Linked DNA regions of Homo sapiens: region 1 is linked to region 2. A link is an interaction called in ENCODE POLR2A ChIA-PET data of the cell type or tissue named here. Cell type or tissue: A673. All regions are shown on one strand.

The links. Peaks named below come from ENCODE experiments on the same cell type or tissue, not always from the same donor. Only the 100,000 strongest peaks of a DNase experiment are listed, where the experiment ranks them.
Region 1: POLR2A ChIA-PET joins it to region 2 with 11 read pairs; 6 of 35 experiments call an interaction of 5 or more read pairs at or near these places.

Annotation. Positions count from the first base shown.
Region 1 is chr12:1,579,523-1,587,522 of GRCh38, reverse strand. All of the region lies in intron 1 of FBXL14 (F-box and leucine rich repeat protein 14), which reads left to right. Among named protein-coding and RNA genes, the nearest start is that of FBXL14, 11 kb to the left of the region's middle. RefSeq lists an enhancer at 5,805-5,854. In A673, a CTCF peak has its summit at 3,838 (motif pointing right); a DNase peak (open chromatin) is centred at 3,892; H3K4me3 peaks cover 306 bases.
Region 2 is chr12:1,167,648-1,175,647 of GRCh38, reverse strand. The region is part of intron 8 of ERC1 (ELKS/RAB6-interacting/CAST family member 1); the gene reads right to left. Among named protein-coding and RNA genes, the nearest start is that of ERC1, 180 kb to the right of the region's middle. In A673, no CTCF peak of the experiment used is centred here; a DNase peak (open chromatin) is centred at 3,787; H3K27ac peaks cover 489 bases.

The sequences.
Region 1 (8,000 bases), 410 kb before region 2:
TTGCCTGCTGGAGTTGCCTTTACCAACCCAGAATATTTGGTCGTATGTAAAGCCAAGCCCTCCAGTTGAGGTGCAAAAGAAAGTAAGCTTGAGATCTTAACTGAGCAGCACCAGAGTGGGGTATGTTAAACCCCCACTCCCAATAAAACAATCGAAGTGGAATTCCTCTGCCTGCTATTTATTAACCCAGAAAAGTGCACATATTTTCTTTAAAAAGAAGACTTAAGTTTCTATTATTTCATTACTCTTCTACTTCAATTTTTTTTTTTTTTTTTTTTTGAGACGGAGACGGAGTTTCACTCTTGTTGTCCAGGCTGCAGTGCAATGGCACGATCTTGGCTCCCTGCAACCTCCGCCTCCCAGGTTCAAGTGATTCTCCTGCCCCAGTCTCCTGAGTAGCTGGGATTACAGGCGTGTGCCACCACGCCCGGCTAATTTTGTATCTTTGGTAGAGACGGGGTTTCTCCATGTTGGTCAGGCTGGTCTCAAACTCCCGACCTCAAGTGATCCGCCCGCCTCGGCCTCCCAAAGTGCTGGGATTACAGGCATGAGCCACCGCGCCCGGCCACTTTAGTTGTTTAAGGAACAAATGCTTTATATCCTTATAAAAAACTTACAAGGATACTTGCATTTGTGATAGTGGAAACAAATGAGTCTCAATTACAAAGAAGAGAACTGGGTCTGCAGCCGTGGCGCAGCAGAGAAACCCAAGTGAGACCAGGTCAGGAATGTGAGTGTGATCTGTGGAAGAACTCAGTCATAACACAATGTTCGGTTTCTCTGTCTCAACATTTTTGTTTTCCCAAATCTGGCAGATGTGGTACATTTAATTTTATAAATGGGAAAAGATGCTTAACAAAGTGGAAAAGATTTTGCCTAGGTAATTAGAGGAGAACCTAGTGTCAGAACCTGGGCTGCTCTAGACTTAATGACCAATGCAGAAGGTGACCAGCATGGAGGCGGCTCACAGGGGCACTGCAAAGCACCACCCTGTCTCTCTTCAGAGATGTGTGGCACCAAGCCAGGCACGGCACACATCTGTAGTCCCAGCTACTCACTCGGCTGAGGTGGGAGGATCACTTGAACACACGAGTTCAAGACCAGCCTGGGCGACACAGCAAAACCCCATCTCTTAAAAAAATTATTATTTTTTGTCTTTTTTTTGAGACAGAGTCTCGCTCTGTTGCCCAGGCTGGAGTGCAGTGGCATGATCAGAGCTCACTACAATCTCGGACTTCTGGGCTCAAGGGATCTTTCTACCTCAGCCTTAAAAAAAAGTTTCTTAAAAGGTGCCACACCAAAGCATATTATTTTCATTAGGAGTAAAAAAAAAAAAAAAACCCCAAATGCTAAAAGTTATTACTATTTAATATGCACTACCTTATGCAAACTTAGACATGTTTGCAAGCATTATATAGGGTTATTCAGGAAACCAAAAAACTAGTACATGTTGTTAAATGGTCTATAAGGTACTGAAGTAGCTAACTGTCAAATCTGTTGCCTGTTGCTCTCAGAGGATTTGAGCCAGTTTCCAAAACACTGCTTTGTTGCACATAGTAATGCAGAATACTAATGCTGGAAGTACATGCTCATGAGAGCTTCAAAGCTAGGAACTCACACATATTTCACATGCTATAAATACCTGCCACACAATCCTTTTATAAAGTAGAATCAAGTTGCAAAAACTCTAGCTATTTTCTCTTCATTCAAGGGCAAAAAGGCTTGACTTCACAGATGTTTTAGTTACAAATCCCACTTGTCCAGAAAGAGTAAAAGGGTCTAATTTGTTAATACTAGGCACCTTCTTATATTTATTACTCCCCCATTTACGTAATCCACACTCCAGAAGGATCAGACCTACCACACAGTGGGGTGTCAACAATTACTCCTTACATCATGGATCTGAGACACTGGAACTGGACTGTGGGAAAACAGTTGAGACCACATTAATTTTTCATAAATATTAATGTGGAATTACTATGGCTTGGAAAACATTGTTTTTCTCATCTAAAAAGGATATGAGGAAATATTTCCTACCAAGGTTCATAATATTTCTCCTTAGGAAATCTTGGCCTCAAACTAGCATTATTTACATACACGTCTGCTACATTTTTTTTTTTTTTTTGAGACGGAGTCTCGCTCTGTCGCCCAGGCTGGAGTACAGTGGCACAATCTTGGCTCACTGCAAGCTCTGCCTCCCGGGTTCACGCCATTCTCCTGGCTCAGCCTCCCGAGTAGCGGGGACCACAGGCACCTGCCACCACGCCCGGCTAATTTTTTGTATTTTTAGTAGAGACGGGGTTTCACCATGTTAGTCAGGATGGTCTCGATCTCCTGACCTTGTGATCCGCCTGCCTCGGCCTCCCAAAGTGCTGGGATGACAGGCGTGAGCCACCGCGCCCGGCCACACATCTGCTACCTTTTTCTAGCCCAAGGCAAGGCTTTCTGAGACGTAGTCACTAAACAGGGAGGAGCCAAAAAAATTAGTCCTGCTATTTCTGAGAATCTCTAGAACAATCACTGAGGCTAAAATTGGACACATGAGTAAAGTAAGGGAGAAATTGTAACAGTTAAGCCCGCAAACGCCCCTCAAATAAATGCTTCATGTTCTCAGATGGAAGACAAGCATTTCTGCTTTCAGTAATTTAAACCTTAACTTCATTGCCCAAAACTCCACTGCTGTGAACAACAACAACGACAAGATGGCCAGTACGTGTGTCTTAAGCAAACAACACGAAAATGACAAGATGAAAGTGACAATTTCTACCTTTCCTAATTTACTTCAGATGCACAGAATTTAGCCAGTTTTCAGGAATCTGTAAAAGCAGGATGGTTAAGTTCTGTGGCCCCCTGAACTTCATCCAGCTGACAGCTGACGGTTGTACGAAGCAGAAAAGGTCTTCAAGTTTCCAGAGCCTGGAGTAGATGGAGGATTGGCTCTTCCAGCCCTAGCTGATGTCTGTGCACTTGAGACAGATGCCCTGCCATTGTGCTCAGGGTCAGATGTCAACAATCAGAACAGCATGACCCCCAGGAAGGCAGCTGGCCTCTCTCTTCCCTACACAGAAGGGTCTAATTTTCAATGGAATCACAAGGGGAACTGCAGAAACTCATTAACGTAGGACACAGGATTTAGCAGCAAACAGCTTCATCCCTGCTTTATTGATTTTTAGAGTTGGGGTCTCGCTCTGTCACCCAGGCTGAAGTGCAGCGGTGTGATCATATCTCACTGCAGCCTCGACTTCCTGAGCTCAAGCAATCCTCCCACCTCAGCCTCCCGAGTAGCTGGGACCACAGGCATGTGCCACCATGCCCATTATTACTATTATTATTTTTTTTTTGTAGAGACAGGGTCTCGCTATGCTGCCTAGGCTGGTCTCCAACTCCTGGGCTCAAGTGATCCTCCCATCTCGGCCTCCCAAAGTGCTGAGATTGCAGGAGCCTACAACTGCTTTCTTTAGAAATAAAAATGTGCATATGTGGGTTAAGAGGTAAAAGTCAAGCACTACACATTATTGAAAGGTAGGGCTGGAAAACTGTTATTGTCTCCTTCTGGACTGTTGCTTCAGCCTCCCCAGCCCTTTAAAAAAACAACAAAAAACCCTCTTACACACAATTTACCTTCCCCATTGTGAAGCAGCTGTGAATCATATCCACACCTGTCCTGGAGTTATTAAAACTAGGAGTCCGACCTTGTGTTTTTCTTTACCCCAAGTTTATGAACATGATTTTAGGGTCCAATATAAGGTAGTACAATAAAGTATGGTTAATGCAAAACTAAATGTCCTCCACTGTGGAAGACAGAAAGTGGAGAAATCCACGAAGTCTGCACGTCCCATGTCTTGGTCTTGTCAGTAGGTGGCAGCATTGTCTGTGAGTTGGAAGCTATTTCCCAAGGGGAACCACAACCTCCTCCCATCTAACAAATCCCCTCTGGTCCTTTCTCTTTCACCCGCACCCGCAAAGTATTTCCTCCAGGCGTAAGAGTTGACAAATGAGGAATTTCACTTCCTGGAAAAGATGAAATTGAATTTTAAAATATCAGTGAGGTTACTCCCCAGAGCCAGGTGTTATTTTGCAGCTCTCTGCTTTTGGAGCTAAGAGAATCAAACATTAACTTCTAATGCTTTTTTTTTTTTCTCTTTAAACTTCTAATTCTTCTTAAAGGGCACTTCATACAAATCCTTCTTAGATTGCCATATCTGGGGAGTTTGGGAGGAAGAAAATGGGAAAAATTTTAGTCATACATGGAGGTATCAATTTAAACAGCAAGAAAAAGAGCTAGTTTTTTTTATTACAAAAGAAAAATCAGAAGTGTATCTGTGAGGACAAATTCTAGAGAGCCTTTCAGGAAAAAACATTTTAAAATTTTAGGAGTATCTTTTTTTTAATTTTTTTTAATTTTTATTAAAAGGAGTATCTTTATTGCCCAGATGAAGACATCTTCATAAAATATAAGAGAGTCTATGAAGATGAAAATAATAACAGCCCTGACGAAGAAGTAAAGTTGCTTGTGTGACCTAAATTCCTCCTACAGAAAACTGACATTAGGACAAGGTAGCAGAACTTACAAAAATAACTTCTGAGCCAATGTAGCCAGATTCCGTAGAATGGCACAAGAAGAGACAGGCTGAGGGCAGGAGAGGCCTTCGGGTCTTGCCCTCCTGGTACTCAACAGCCTGGCCTCGGGGAATCAAACTGTGAGTGGGAAGGGCAGGTGTAGAAGTGGGAAAAAAGGTGGAGGCAGTTATCCCCTGCAGATGCTTCTACCAAGCTGTATTGGCTAGAGGAGCCACAGCTTATAAGCTCTGTAATATAGACGTCATTTTTGGTTAGAGAATAAATAAAAAAGGAAAAGTTTCAGGGACTTGGGGCCTGTGCATAAGGCAAATTACATTCATTCCTGGCACCATCCGTGAAGGTCTTATGAAAGCAGAACATCTCCCTGCGCAACTTTTGGAAAGTAATAGCTGAAATATGCCATTCTTAGTGACTACACTGAAAGAATACAGATTCAGGGAAGGCACCCCAAACAGAGAATACAGGTTGTAAAGGAAAGAAAAGCAAACACGTATCACCCTGCACAAAGCCAAGAAGAAGAAAACGGGGCTGGCTGAGGAGCCAGAATGAGAACTGAGTGAGGGGAATGTGTGAACGCTGAGGACCAGCAGTTCCTAAAGCTGCTCCTCGGAAGAACTGGGAGGGCTGCTCCTTGATTCATAGCCTCCAAGAACAGCTTTCCTGGACTCCGTTTTCTTTCTCTTTCTTTTCTTTTCTTTTTCTTTCTTTCTTTCTCTTTTTCTTTCTTCTTTCTCTTTCTTTCTTCCTTTTCTTCCTTTCTTTTCTTTCTTTTCCTTCTTTCCTTTCCTTCCTTCCTTCCTTCCTTCCTTCCTTTTCTTTCGACAGAGTCACTCTGTTGCTCAGGCTGGAATGCAGTGGTGCAATCTCAGCTCACTGCAACTTCTGCTCCCCGGGTTCAAGCAATGCTCCTGCCTCAGCCTCCTGAGTAGTTGGGACTACAGGCACGTGCCACCATGCCTGGCTAATTTTTGTATTTTTTAGTAGAGACAGGGTTTTGCCATGTTGGCCAGGCAGGTCTTGAACTCCTGACCTCAGGTGATCTACCCGCCTCAGCCTCCCAAAGTGCTGGGATTACACACGTGAGTCACCAGGCCCGGCCCTGGGCTTCATTTTCAAGAAGGTAGGCCCTCTTTCTGTAACCACAGAAACAACCTTTGAATTTGACTCTAGACAAATCTCTTGCGAATGTGGCCACTGGGCTGGCGTGAGGATGTTGGTGTGACTGAGACCTCTGAGGTGGCAGCACTGCAAGCCTGAAAATGTCCTACGGGAGGCATGTGGCTGTCACTCTAGTTCTGTGCTCACAGCCGTCAGGACCAACGTTGTTTTCATCCACACCCCATTTCTGCCGGGAAGCTAGAGCAACAGTGTACAGAGGACACATAGGAAAAAGCATTTCCGGGACAGGCCGGCTCCGACATTCCTCACATGGGCCCTTCAGGCAGCAATTACTCTATTGGCTTCAACATTCTCCATCCAAACCACGTGACTCCAGTTTCTGTGCTCCGTTTTGCAGAGGAAGGTATAGCTGAGGGCTCCAGTAATCCCAAGATGATGCACGTTTCTCTTGTAGGGGACCTTCCCCAAACCCTCTCCCCAGGAGGTTCCCGTGGCTCAGTCTGCAAATCCACACAGCCCGGACACTGATTTGCAGGCTGACAGCCACTGCTGCTGCTTTCCTAACCTTCCTCTGTACTCTTTTAGCTGCTACCAGCACACCCACCCCCCACCCTAAAGGTGTCCATTCGCCCATTAAAGGACTCCAGCATGGCCATTTCCCAGTTTCTGAATTTCCTGTCGCCGTCTATGAAGACTGTCGAGAGGGGTCGAGTGTTGTGGGTGGGGGATTCCAGGCGACGTGGCCACACATAACAGCAATGAGGCCAGTCCCACGGCCGTCTACACACTGAAGCAGGTATCAACAACACCTTGCAGTCCTTCCTGATTTGGGCTGCCTTCCGCTTGATACTTCAGAGATAAAGCCTCCCTGTGCCATTGTTCAAGCCTGTTAGTTCCCACTCCTGTATTCATTCCTACCTCTGCACCTGCCAGGAACTTGCAGAGAAACTAAGGAACTTGTGTGCAAGTGGCTGCAAACACCTTCCCGCTCCTCCACTGGGGCCAGAAGCAAGCCCGCTAATGCTAATCTGCCCCCTCACTTGCAGCTCAACAGCTTTTCTCCTCTAAGCCCCTGATAATGGTTTTACTAAAATCCCCTTTTGATGGGAAAAAATCCCAGCTGGACATTTCAGGCCCCAGCACAATACACAAGTCTGCAGGTCCCTTTCCCCACCTCACAAAGGCCTCTAATCAAGTGGAAAATGTGCTGGAGGCCAGAGGTTTGGGTCCGCAATTATTTTTTAAGGGATTACTAGAGAAGAATAGGGGGCAGCAAGGACCTCCCCCCCCACTATGTTTTCCATTTGGTCCTGTTTTTAGACACACTGAGCCAGGAGTAGCCGTCCAGTTCTCCAAGCACAAGAGCTTCATCTCTGTCTTCCCAGGTGGAAGGATGTCATCTGTGAACACTATTGCTTCAAAAAGATGTAGAGAGTTTGGAAGCAATATGCAGGTCCTTTTCTGACCCCATTTAAGCCCTTATTTATAAAACCGCTATTGAACGGGATCCTGAGTGTGGAGAGAGCACCCATTCATTAACCTCTAACCTCTGGTCTGTATTCAGAGGGCAGCGTTCGCTCTGTGTCCATACACCGCAAGATTGGAGGCATTCACTTCAGCATCCCAGGCTTTGGAGGGCAAGAGGTCACGTTCCCAACCCTGCCAGATAGCCTTCTTCCTAGTTATATGCACTGACCCTTCCCTCGACACTGAGCAAATGTCCACGTTACTCCTAATGTTTAATCTTGGGGCAAAACATGGATAAAAATACAAAATGTTAACTATGTGTATCGGTCTATTGGAACCTTCCTTTAAGAATGTACACTATGGAAGCTGGTTTGTCTTCCCTGTACATTGCAAAGGACCTTCTTTGATGTCATCTATGCATGAGTGTTCATTAAGGATTAATCGATGAGGATGAACATTTCAGGCTGGCCCTGAGTTCTCATCATTCCATTTCAGCATCGAGAGACTGCTCATTCTAATCCCAGCTGGTTAGTGATGTATGCAAATACCCAGTAAAAAGGAAATGACTACAAATTCCTAAACTCACTCTGGAATGATCAAGGATTAGACTGTTCAGCTCTGAGAGTTAAAAGTCAGCAAACTAAATACCAGCCTGAGTAATAATTTTCAGGTCCTTTCTTCAAAGTTCCTGAAATACTTTTGGTCAAAAACAAAAAATTGATAACTACATTTTTTTTTTTTTTTAAATGGAGTCTCACCCTATCACCGAGACTGGAGTGCAATGGTGCGATCTCGGCTCACTGCAACCTCCCACTCCCCTCAAGCGATTCTCC
Region 2 (8,000 bases):
GCAGAAGAATCACTTGAACCCAGGAGGCAGAGGTTGCAGTGAACCAAGATCACGCCATTGCACTCCAGCCCGGGCAACAATAGCAAAACTCCGTCTCAAAAAAAAAAAAAAATTGAACAGATGTGGAGCTGCTTCTTCTGAATGAGTAATAAGAGTGTTTTTTGTTGTTGCTTTTTTTTTTTGAGACAGAATCTACTCTTGGTGAAGATGATGTGAACATTGCTGAAATGACAACAAAATATGTAGAATATTAATAAACTTAGTTGATGAAGCAGTGCCACGGGTTGAGAGGATTGACTCTAATTTTGAAAGAAATTCTACTGTGGGTAAAATGCTATCAAATAGCACTGCAGGATTCAGAGAAATCTTTTTTGAAACGACGAGTCAATTGATGCAGCAAACTTCACTGATGTCTTACTTTAAGAAACTGCCACAGCCACCCCAACCTTCAGCAACTACCACCCTGATCAGTCAGCAGCCACCAACACAGAGGCAAGACACTCCACTAGCAAGAATATTACGAGTTGCTGAAGGCTCAGAAAATCATTAGCATATTTTGCAATAAAGTATTTTTAAATTAAATTATGTACATTTTTAGATATAATGCTATTGCATACTTAATAAACTACAATATAGTATAAACATAACTTTTTATATGCTCTGGGAAGCCAAAAAATTTGTGTGACTCGTTTTACTGTGGTGGTCTGGAACTGAATCTGCAATATCTCCGAGGTATACCTGTATATACAGAACACAATGCCTTGGTGTTTACATGTTTAACCAGCTGTGCAGGTCATTCCAGTTGCTAACATATAGGTCTTATACAAAGAAAAGCTATGGTCATGCTGTTGATTAGACTTTCCTGTCAAGAAAGGGCAATACAAGAAACATTATTTAAAATGAAATTTCACAGAACCAACCAAGTTTTACATACAAGAAGACAGATTTGTTTTATGAGCCTACCTAATATACAAACACCCCTTACATGCATAATAAGGATAATACCCTTCTTTCTACTCCATCATCTGCATCTAGGGAGAAATTCAGGAATTAAAATGTTAACAATTTCACTTTTATACCTGATATGTAGTTAAACTATTAAAGGAATCCATTATTCTTTGCTAGTAAACACTTCTGCTGATATACTCAGGTGCAGAAGCTGCTGAAACAGGTAAAATGCCGTCAGCAAGTTCTTGGCAAGTTACTTTCTTTTTCAATTACCCACTCTAGAGAGACTGACTGTTGAGTCGGAGTGAAAAGGGATGGCTATTCTCAGACTCTTATTTACTTCTAAAAGAGGAGAAACAAACATTTCATAGTGAAAGGATCTCACAAAATAAAAAAAGAACAGTGGACACTAAGATTACCTCCTCTGGGCAAGCTGCCATCAGTGAGGAAGACCTGAAATAGACACAGATAGGTGCAAACCAGCTGTGTAAGCACTGAACAAACCCGAAACACGCAGGGGGTGGGAGGTGGGTGTGTCGGGTGAAATGTGTGCCCATAAAAATACTTCTCTTTCCGTTTATCCAGCATCATGATGGCTAACAGCTGAGCCCCACTGAATGCAGCATCACAATGGATAACAGCTGAGCCCCCACTGAATCCAGCATCATGATGGGTAACAGCTGAGCCCCACTGAATGCAGCATCACAATGGATAACAGGTGAGTCCCACTGAATCCAGCATCATGATGGGTAACAGCTGAGCCCCACTGACTGCAGCATCACGATGGATAACAGCTGAGCCCTCACTCACTGAATTCAGCATCATGATGGGTAACAGCTGAGCCCCACTGAAGGCTCCCATGACATATCCTCACTTTCGTTGTGATCAAGGACCTCAGTTTATATGTGTCACTGACCAGCTGAAGAATGAATGTTACCACATTATTCTTGTCATTATTCTCTTCTTTTTCACCAAGCTAATGTTGAGGTTATAAATGCTGTTTACTCTGATAGTCCCATATCATATTATTTCAGTATGTATTATGCCATTTTTATAAAATATTCAGCAGAGAGTCTATTCTATACTAATTCAAGTACCCATAGGATCTGAAATATAAGATTTATAAGAAGCTTTGAACAGCCAAGAGAAAAACTGGATCCATTATGCACATACTAGAACATAAAGATAAAAATGATTGTTCAGAATCACGTTTAGCAGAAAAATACCCTTTTAAATATGCTCGGAATATCCAGTTTTTAAAAACTCTCCATTGTTTAGGACTATAAACCACAGAACCCCTAAAATAAAATAACAAGAACGACGATTCTAACAGTGGTGGTGGGGAGGTAGATTACAGAAGCAGCCAACACTTAAAAACATGCCAGGTACTGATGCAAGGACTTTATATGGAACAATGATTTAAGCATCACTACAGGCCTATGGGAAAATCACTAGGTAGTGTAGCTCCAGAATCTACTCTTAATTACCACCCTATAAATAATATGTTCTATGGTGAAAAACTGAAAAAGTAATCACATAAAGCATCTTTCCATAAATGATTTCTTATGATTATAGTGTTTATTAATATAGTATACCATTGCTACGATCATGTACTTAAAATGTACCCCCTACTGAAGCAAAGAATAAAACGAACCCCCAAAGAATGAGGTACCAAACCACTGCAAATGGAAAAGTACATCCTTCATGGATGAAACATACATCTAATCACCATACACTAAAGCTGCTGGGCAGAGCCAAAGATGCTTGACGTTAAGGATTTCAGGACCACGACGTTATTCAAATAATCTGTTTAGCCTAACTTTCAAGGTTAAAGGAAGCTAGTTTATTTACAGACAGACGGACCAAGGAGGACCTGACAATAAAACATTTAAAAGGTTTTTCTTCTGTTACATAAATTAGTTTTAAAATTGAAAATTAATAAAATAATTGTTACAGAAAAGGATACATTTTATAATCCCATGGGTTTTTTTTTTGTATAAACTCTCCCTGACATAGAAAGAAATCACTACCTATTAGCATATATTCAATTTCTGTACAAGCAAAATTTTGTAGTGATCAAAGGAACTGGCATTTATTCTACACATCTGTGCCGTCAATGATAATAGAAGGGGGGTGATACCCAACAGGTTTATATATACAGTTTACTATCATATATAATTATCATTATTGAGTAGTAAACTCAAGAAATACATATTTGTTTGTTCTGTTTTTGAGACAGGGTCTTGCTCTGTCACCAAGGCTGAAGTGTGACAGTGTAATCACTGCTCACTGCATCCTTGAACTCCTGAGCACGAGTAATCCTCCAGCCTCAGCCTCCGGAGTAGCTGAGACTACAAATGCATGCCACCACACCCAGCCGATTTTTAATTTTTGTAGAGATGAAGTACTGCAACATTGCCCAGGCTGGTCTCAAACTCCTGGCCTCAAGTGATCCTCCCACCTTGGCCTCTCAAAGCATTGGGATTACAGATGTGAGTCACTGTACCCAGCCCAAGGAAGAAACATTTTTAAATTAACTGTTTGGAGAAAGACGACGTTATTCCTTAAAATGACCTCTGTAATCATGGTACAGTTCTGTTTACTAGGGTGGAAAGAAACAGAAATAAAATGGTTATTTTATATAGAGGCTTTCTTGTCCTCATACAATTTTTATTTCAACAAGAAAGAAAAACTGATAAAATCAGAGGAAGTCTAATGCTGACTGCAAAGCTACAGAGTGAATTCATCAAATCTGCATACTAATTCCACATTGGCACAGATTTATTGACATCTTTTGTTTTGGCTTTTATCAGCCCTGCCCAGTTGTCAGGAGCTATCATGTTTCAGTCTGGGTGATTTATTTCCAGTCAAGTGGAACTGATTACTCTGCCTTTGAGGCCCAAATCACTGGGCAAACGCAGAAGAGACTTCCTCTAGGACACAGTTCTGAGGACAAGACAGCTCAAAACACTTCTTGCAGTCCCCTGGCTCACTTTAAATATCATTTAAGGGAAAGGAACATTTTTGAGGGTGCCTCCACAGCTCTTTTAAATAGCCATCAGCATCAAATTTATTGTATGAAATCAGTTATTCAAAAAGGCTCTGACCTTTACTTTCTTGGTTAATAATACCTTTCAGTATTGATGGCAGAAATACAGTCTGGATGAACTGGTCATAATCAGTTGGCAAAGAGGGATCTATAGTAATTAATAGTGAATTTTTCCTTTTCAGGTTCTAAGTCCCCTGATTTCTGGTCAACAGTTTGTCCACCATCAGACACTCGGACAAAATGTACAAACAAGGCAAAACTATAATTTACCAAAAAAAAAAAAAAAAAAAAAAAGAATGTTTTGCCCAGACTATTGCTGACATCTAAATTTTGCTTCTCCACTTGTTTCCAGCGATGAGAAGCTGCAAGACTGACAAAACCATAAGAAACTCTAAGCAATGTTTTAAATTCAATTTGGGTTTTTAAAAGTTTTCATATCAGTATTCTCAATTACTGCTTATGGTCCTCAATAAGCCCAGCAAAGATGTCGGGTAGCAAGTAACACTTCCTTGGTTGGGTTTCCCTGTCAGTTGTGTTGTTCTCTCATAGTACAGATCATGGAGTGAATTATTGCAATGAATGACTAGTTACGTGGCATTGAGCAAATTGCTTAATCTTTCTCATCACTTTAACTGTAAAACAAAAGACTAGTAACATCTCTTTCAATTATAAAATATAACAATATTCTTCTAAGGAAGATGAGAACATTTAAAAAGTAATAAACTTCACCAGAATACTACTATATTTTATCTTTAAAACTGTTCAAATTTAATTATACAGGAATGGTATAGCCCTTAAGAAAATATATTTTCAGAGTCCACTGCTCCAGGTAGATTTTATTAATTGCTGGTAGGAAAGAAAGTTCCTTGACAGATTTGCTCATGGTACAGATCATGGAACTAGGGGCCTCTCGCATTAGAACAACTGGATACAATGACACAAAAGCTGGTAAGACCAAAGGTCACTGCCAGTCAAGATCTGCCTGGTAGATAATTATGGAAAATAGCTCAAACCCTTCTTTTTCTATCTAGTCAGCATATATAAAAAATTGACAGACCTCCCTGTGCTAAAATTGCTCAAAAGACAAAGAGGGCACATAAATCCACAACGGCAATCCTTCTGTGGCAGTAGCAATGATGAGATTTCACTGAGGCCCTCAATTCACATCATCGATGTGAATGGCTTCCCTTGAAGTTGTTCAGTTACAGTGGCTGTCTAGGTAGCCTAGTCTCAGTTCACTACATTTTAGTGATGAGAGATCCAATATTTTTTTAAAAACTAAAGCAGGCACAAGAGGCTTAATTTTTTAAAAAAATCCATTGTATTGTAATAATTTAAAAATTGGGAATAATTAAACACTTAACAATAAAAGGCTAGCCAAATTAAATATGGTCTATCCACTGGATGGAAAGAATATTATACCATTACAATTCATATTCTTGAGAATTAAGGATACAAAAACTTGTTTATTATACACTATTACATGAATAAGACAGGTCACCAAAAAGTAAGTGTAATATTATACCAATTTCAAGTGAGGAGAAGTTTATTTTTACACAGATTTTTTTCTTTTTATAGCTTTTCCATACTTTTCATATATTTAGAATGGACATCTACAATTTTAATGATAATGCCAAAACCAAATATTTTCTAAATACAGTCCAAGAAATCTTAGCAAAAGGAGATTCTCTTATCATATTCACCTGCCAACATAGAAAACCTCTAGGGGTTTCTTTGGGGCATGTAAGCAACTGTATTATTTAACCCACACCTTTCACAAGTTCATAATGTGTAACCAAACAAACCAAGCTTTCAGAGATTTGGGGAGTCTTTCTTCAAAGAAAGACTGAGAGACACAAATAAATTCAAAGAAACCAAGACTCTGAAAAACTACTTGAATATAAGGTGTGAAGGAAATATGATGAGATGTTTCACTTATTTTTAATTTAAATTCAAGTTCATCTCATTGAATTTTTATTTTCGCCAGGTCTACTTTTATGGGTTGAAAGATGCTGACTTGCACTCATATCCTACCCTGTATTCTACCCAAGACTGGGTTTCCCGGAAAGCAGACCCTGAGACAGACATTATTATGCAAGAAGTTTATTAGACGGTGCTCTTTGGGATCGGAGTCAGTAGATAGGAGGAGAAAAATGAGGATTGTACAGAGGGAGCGATTCAGCTGCCACGAAGTCCCAAAGGATTCTGACAACCCCACGAGGAGCTCTGAAGCTGTTGTCCCAAGTAGGGGGAAGGAATTCAAACCATGGCACCTCATAAGGATCAATCACTGGATGTCCATGGGAGGGGGCTTGCCCTCGGGCAAGGTGGTGTCTTTAGCTAAGACAATCTCTAGGGAAAGTGGAGGGCTTTCTGTTGATAACACTTCCAGCGATCTGGGGAAATAAGTCCTTCAACAATCAGGAGAGACCTAGGTTGCATCGATCATCGCAGCATCCACCATACCCAACAGCTACACTCTTTCTAGTTAAATTATAATTAACATGAAATTGTAGTTGCCATGAATTTCTGTTGTATTTGAACCATACACATATTTTATGATTTTGTAAAACCTAGAAACCAGTGTATATCACCAACTTGGTTGTTCCATAGATGGTGAGTGTTTCTGATTATTTTTTTCTTCACCATGTCATGGTGAAAGGTGGGTGTTTTTAATCAGAAGTTCATGGATAAACTTTAAGGTGTATATTATATCTCAGTTCACACAAATGAACTATGCACACTTTTACCTGGAGAAAGCCCATAGCTTTCATCAGACTGTCAAAAGCATAAGAGAAGTTACAAATTATTAATCGGTGGCATTCTTTTCAAGAATCCAGAATGTTGTTTAAAATGACCCGTCACAGCCGGCACGATGGCTCACGCCTATAATCTCAGCACTTTGGGAGGCCGAGGCGGGCAGATCATCTGAGGTTAGGAGTTCAAGACCAGCCTGACCAACATGGCAAAACCCCATCTCTACTAAAAATACAAAAAAATTAGCCGGGTGTGGTGGTGGGCACCTGTAATCCCAGCTACTCGGGAGGCTGAGGCAGGAGAATTGCTTGAACCTGGGAGGCGATGGTTGCAGTGAGCTAAGATTGCGCCATTGCACTCCAGCCTAGGCGACAAAAGCAAGACTCCTCCTCCAAAAAAAAAAAAAAAAAAAAAGACCAGTCACTTCATTTAAAGTTGTTTGCTTAGCTGCTTTATAGAAGTGCCAAATTTGGCCAGTGCAGTGGCTCACACCTGTAATCCCAGCACTTCATAAGGCTGACGCGGGTAGATCACTTGATCCCAGGAGTTTGAGACTAGCCTAAGCAACATGGCGAAACCCATCTCTACTACAAAAACTATTAACAGTCAGCCAGGCATGGTGCTGTACAACTGTAGTCTTAGTTCCTTGCAGCACTGAGGTAGGAGGATCACCTGAGCCCAGGAAGTTGAGGCTGCAGTGAGCCACGATCGCACCACTACACGGCAGCCTGGGTGACAGAATGAGACCCTGTCTCAAAAAAAATAAAAATACCAAATTTGCTGTGTATAAGGCAGAGTTCAGCCTGAATGGGATGCAATGAAACAAATCCAAATGTCAGTTTCTTACCTATATGCACTGTATATAAGAAGCCCAAAGGCTGACGGGGCGCGGTGACTCACGCCTGCAATCCCAGCACTTGGGGAGGCCAAGGTGGGTGGATCACAAGGTCAGGAGATCGAGAGCATCCTGGCCAACATGCTGAAACCCCGTCTGCAGTAAAAATAAAAAATTAGCAGGGTGTGGTGGCGCGCGCCTGTAGTCCCGAGTACTAAGGAGGCTGAGGCAGGGGAACTGCTGGAACCCAGGAGGCGGAGGTTGCAGTGAGCTGAGATCACGCCACTGCACTCCAGCCTGGGCAACAGAGCGAGACTCCATCTCGGAAAAAAAAAAAAAAAGAAAAGAAAAAAGAAGCCCAAAGATCTTATAGAATTTTGCAAATTTTTCTCTGTAAAATTACATGATTTT